Regions from separate parts of the Homo sapiens genome. Here region 1 is linked to region 2. Evidence: chromatin contacts called from ENCODE Hi-C or POLR2A ChIA-PET data. All regions are on one chromosome and are shown on one strand. The core of a region is the stretch at or near the end of the contact, and the rest is flanking DNA. Distances in the headings are between cores, read along the strand shown.

Region 1 (2,700 bases), core at 70-2,569, 41 kb before region 2:
CCTGTATGAAACATACAGGATAATCATTTTGCATATGAAATTTTAGAACTATTCTGCTGTTTGCAAAATCAAAATTAAGATCCAAGTGGTCACTGCTTACCCTCCATCTTCCTAAAGTTACTTTCCACTCCACAGCACACAGTGACTGGGCCTCTGGGGTCCATTACTGGCTTCTCTCTACAGAGCCAGCTCTCCTTAACCAAGCCCGGTTATGAGCAGATGGAGGAAACTCTTTAAGTCTTCTCGGAAAATTTATTAGAATATTCAGTGGCTGCATTAACATGTTCTAGAAATCATCTGAAAAATCTTTGCCTAATAGGGAAATTTTGGAAAGTTTTCATGCAACATTTATTCTAACGGAAAACACCACAATCCTATTTAAAAATCACACGTTTATTTTTTTCAATTGTCATGTCTCTAGTTACTTCTAATCTACTACAGCCCTGTACAATAGCATGAAGTGTTTGATCTGCATTTCTTTTGCTTTGAGACATTTTCATGCTAAGTTTTCTTCGCTTCAGCTTTTCTAGCTCAATGTTGAATTTATCATAATTTGGGAAAGGAGTTAATGGCACTAACCTACCATGTTACCCATCCTCGAGATTATATACTGTGACAATGAATTTTCTCCGATTAACCTCTATTCTTCTATCTGCAACTCCTAGTGACTCATCGTTTTTGCCGTATGCATCATGGTCCGTATTTTTAATACCTTTCCAAAGTCCGTGAGTTCCTTAAACTAACCCCTATTCTTCTATTTGCAACTCCTAGTGACTCACAGTTTTTGCTGTATGCATCATGGCCCATATTTTTAATACCTTTCCAAAGTCCATGAGTTCCTTTAACCTCTCCTACAGATAAGCCTGAATGAATGAATCAAAGAATCTTCCACAAAACATCTCCACCTCTATTCTTTGAAGGTACCTGACTAGGAGATAAAATTAGAATTTTTGACACCATTGTTCTAATTATTCTTAACACACGCTCAATTCAGTACAGTACTCAGACAATTCAGCGAGAGAAACGTCTAGTAGTTTATTCTTTGGCAAACCTGTGGGCATGCCCTGATATCTTGTGGGTCTGGCTTTGAGAGTCCATGGACTCTCAGCCAGGGCAAGTAAGTTACCAAGGGAGGCTCTTAGATATGAAACCACGACAGTGGTTCTGACTGACAGGCTCTGGCCATTCCTTGATAAGAGCTTCCACCTCAAAGCACCAGCCAGGGCCTTGCTCTGTCTGTGCCCTTCTTCTGAGTAGAGTGACAAGCTCTCACTTTGGCCGCCTGCCTTCCCTGGGTCAGCCCTCCCTTTCTTTCCATAAAACCACAGTTGTGCCTCTGTGCCTCCTGAGAGGAAGCACAGGGTGTGTGTCTGGATGGCCTGCTACCTTTGCATACTCTAAACAGTGACTTAGCCAGACCCTATCCTGAGATCTGATTTGGGACAAACTCAAAGAATGGACCACGGAGATGTCTGAATAAAAATTTGATCAGAGGTGGGAAAGCAGTGTGGAGGCCTGGTGTGTCATTCTGAAATGAATTTGACTCTACTGAGCTGCCCTAGAAGGACTGCAACAGGAGCTTTTATTTCTTTGTAAAGTTCCCTTTGCACTAAATAGACTTACTCCAGGAATTCCCATTCAAAGGTCCTCAGTCTCCCTCGACAGGGTAAAATTTACGTATCGAGCATAAGTCAGAATGGAAAACTTCATGCCTTCTGCCTCTGGAAATTAGAATGAGTTATAAAATGTCTCTACTATTATGGCAGTTTCCCAGTTAAAATTTAATATTGCTAAGTTAATGACTACTCAGTTCATGAATAATGGAATATATGAAGCGGATTTTGTTACTTAAGTGAGGTAACTTAGCTGTCTTAAAATATCTATACTACAAATTGTGATCAATAAATTATCTTCTATACAATAATGTTCACATGAAGTTAATGGATGTCCTTAGAGATGACATTTTATTCATTCTGAGGATTTGCTTTTGCAGTAGAATACAAGCTAACAGAGAATAAATCGGTTTCTATGTAGACTTTTATTTTATTATTATTATTATTATTGAGATGGAGTCTCACTCTGTTGCTCAGGCTGGAATGCAGTGGTATGATCTTGGCTCATTGCAACCTCCGCCTCACTGGCCCAAGCGATCCTCTCACTTCAGCCTCCCAAGTAGCTGGGATAACAGGCGCTCACCACCATGCCCAGCTAATTTTTTTTTTTTTTTTTGTATTTTTAGTAGAGACAGGGTTTCACCATGTCGGTCAGGCTTGTCTCGAGCTCCTGACCTTCAAGTGATCCACCTGCCTCAGCCTCCCAAAGGCATGAGCCTCCCAGAATTATAGGCATGAGCCTCTGCACCCGGCCTACTATGTAGACTTTTAAATGAGTCAGGAATGGCATTTTAATGATAAGAGCAAATGGAGAGGGAATTAAAAATTAAGTCCTTTAAACACAGTCTTTTTCTGCCTCGCTTTTCTTATCTGAATAATGGGAGGAATGCCTGTTTCATAATTTGTTATAGAGACCTGAGCACAAAGTGAGCATTCACAAGTTAGTGGCTATCATTACTGTCACCTTTACTACTACCGAGCTGTGGCTAACAGAAAACAGCATCATCAGTGCTCCCTAACTGATTTATCAATTGAGCATCACTTGAGTGTCTTTAACTGGTGGACACAGAGCTCTTTGGAGGTATGT
Region 2 (2,700 bases), core at 98-2,597:
CTCGCCCGGCCAATTTTTTATTTTTGTACTGTTTGGTCTTGCTATGTTGCCCATGATGATCTTGAACTCCTGGCCTCAAGGGATCCTCACGTCTGGGCCTCCCAGTGTGCTGGGATTACAGGCTGGGCCATTGTCCTGGGCCCAGAGTTAATTATTTTTAAATATGCATCTCACCTCACTGGCCTCAGCCACCCCGAAGCAAAAGCTTCCTGGAGAGTGACAGCCTCAACCCAATAGAGGGAGGAGAAAGGGCGTTCCTATTGCAGCTGCAAGCACTCAGGTGTCCCTGGTCCCCTTCCATGCACCTCATTAGTCAGGCGCACAGCAGGGTCTGTGTCACTGCCAAGGCGCCTCTCTCCTGTAGCATCCAGGGTTTTAACCACATTATGCATAGCTCCGGGGTTCGTCGGCACCTCTCTCCCTGCAGGTGAGACTGGTACACTTCAATAAACAGATCTCACTCAACTTAAGCAGAGAGCTGACAAACTTGGCGTTCCGTGCGGCAGAAGTAAGCAGCAATCGCTGAGTTTGTAGAACTTACACTTGGGGCCATTTCAAGGCCAATGTTCCCTTAAGAACCAAAACGCGAAACTGCTCTTCCAAGGGTCCTTTTCAACCAGAAGAAGCTGCTCCATCTGTCGTCCCTGCCCTGATTCAAGATGAGGCGGTCACTATCTAGAGGTCAGCTGGCTGACCCGGTCACCCTCCAGGTGTCCCCCCGAGATCGCCCCCTCCCATTCCCCACAAGTCCAGTTCGCTCACCAATCTTGGCCAGGGAGGCCAGCAGGATCCAAAGGGTGATCTCGAAGGGGATCTGCACGTGGGGGTAATCCAGCGTAAACACAGGCAGCCGGCTCTCCTCGAACAGCGTCGTTCCGGGAGCCACCACGCTCGCAGGGCTAGGCGGGCTGGAACTGGTGCCCATGGCCCTCGGCGCGTTCAGCAAGGTCTCCGCCAGGGCGCCCACGGGCCCCGCCACCTGCAGGAGCAGCAGCAACAGCATCGGAGGCAGTGGCGCCCGCAGGCTCCTCCAGTTGCCCAGTGGTTCCATGGGTGCCGCCGGTTGCCGCCAAGGGGACCGGCGGTTGGCCCTCCGAGCGCTCAACGCATCGCGCCCGGGCTGCTCAGCCCGCTCCGCCCTGCCCCGTGCAGGGCAGGGCAGCGACAGCCACCCGCCGCTGCTGCGGCACCGGGTCTCTGCAACCAGAGGGCTAGGTCCTCGCTGCGAGCAGGCGCACTGCCTGGCGAGGCACGTGCAGGGCGACGAGAGGCCGCTGCGCGTACCCTCAGCAGCCCTCAGCCGCCCTCCGCCGCCGGCCGCCTGCCCATGCCGGTGCGCTGCTCTCCAGCCGCAGCGGCAGGCCCTGCCCAGGGCGGCCCGCGGGCGGGGGCGGGGCGGGCGCGGCGCCCAAGCCGCAGGGCAGGAGGACAAGGGGACCTGGCCGGCACACCGCGCACCTGCCCGAGCCCGCGGGGAACGCGGGGCCCCAGTGACCGCGGGGGCGATGGCTGCCCTCCCTTCGCGCAGGCACCGCGCGCCAAGACCCGCCACCCCCAGAGCCAGCGAACTGTGGGTGGAATCGCCGCAACGGGCGCATGGTGGCCGGAGCTGTCTCCGCCCCGGAGGCAGCGTCGGACGTCCATCCAGTGAAGGAACCAGCGCGACCCACGAGTCGCGCCCTTCCCTCCTCCCCCGCCCCCGCAGGCTCCTCCAAGGGGACACCCCGGTGCGCTGGGCGCGCGGGGAGGCGCCACAGGCTCGCGGTCCGGAGGAGAAGCCCGGGCCGGTGGAGGAGGAGTGCTGTCACCCCAGCCTGGCGCTGCGGAGGCCAAGACAAGGCATGGGATTCTCTGGACGTACAGAAAGTTTAGGAAAGCCAAATTTTGTTTCCTTTCCGAGAGTTATCAACTCGCGCACAAGGTGCTCTGAACAGGGAAACTCCCTGCGCGGAACTCAGTGTTCCCACGCCCCCACGGAATCGGAATCCTGTTCTCTCCTCTTGCCACATTGTGCTGCTTTCACCCATTTGCTACACTGTCGCTGCCACTTTTCTTCTCCCTCCCCCAGCTCACGTAAAAAAAACCAAAACATCTTTCTCCGCTTTTAGGCTTAGAGGTGTACATGTCCAAGAGCATAAGAAATATAATTATTTCATGGAAAACCAGTGATTTGCCTCGCTCAGATTGACTTGCTCCGCTAATTACAGGACAGGCTGTGGTCAGGAAAAGAAAGGAAGCGTGATTCTTCTTCTGGATCTAAAAGGGCTTTCTCATGCAGAGCCAACCTTTCCTGTCCTTCAGAGCGCCTCCTTCACTGGTTGCGATCTCACTGTTTGAGCATCTTTATCGCCAGAAACCGAAATGAGCACAAAGGGGACTAGTTGCCATTCAATTAACTGAAAGTTTTCCCTTTGATATTTATGAAATAAAATCCTTCTCTTTTCTTAATCTTTGATGTGTCAAAACACGTGGCTTCTACTATTAAACAAACACCAGGCAGTTCGACCTTCAAAGCCGTTTTTTTTTTTTTTTTCTTTCAAAGTTCTAACATAGAAAATCAGTGAGATGTCAGCAGAGGGTACAAGAAAAAAAAATCCTCCACCTGCATAGAAGAAAATAAGGAACAGTCCTCTTTGGGTCTTCAAAGTAATGGAGGGACAAGTCCAGGCTAAAAAGAGAGAAGAATTCTGGGAGATGTTA

What was found. Hi-C counts contacts between places; a loop is a spot of excess contacts on that map. ChIA-PET counts read pairs that join two places held with the same protein, here RNA polymerase II (POLR2A). Pooled maps may share reads with other maps.
Region 1: a loop to region 2 is called in a map of PC-9, with 9 times the contacts of the local background. The contact joins the enhancer-like site here to the promoter of SLC9A2 in region 2. A Hi-C loop is called at or near these places in 5 of 168 maps with a recorded cell type or tissue (Caco-2, K562, PC-9 and 2 more), 3 of 37 single-sample maps with no recorded cell type and 5 of 50 pooled maps. POLR2A ChIA-PET finds 5 or more read pairs at or near these places in 2 of 52 experiments (OCI-LY7 and PC-9).

The regions. Positions count from the first base shown.
Region 1 is chr2:102,658,804-102,661,503 of GRCh38, reverse strand. All of the region lies in intron 2 of SLC9A2 (solute carrier family 9 member A2), which reads right to left. Among named protein-coding and RNA genes, the nearest start is that of SLC9A2, 41 kb to the right of the region's middle. Within about 2 kb of position 1,319, at least 3 of the 41 ENCODE cell types and tissues checked have a DNase peak (open chromatin) inside an H3K27ac peak, as active enhancers do.
Region 2 is chr2:102,618,200-102,620,899 of GRCh38, reverse strand. It overlaps SLC9A2 (solute carrier family 9 member A2), which reads right to left and starts at 1,347. Exons shown (of 12, transcript NM_003048.6): 1 at 763-1,347. The coding sequence starts at 1,051. RefSeq lists a silencer at 1,630-1,739.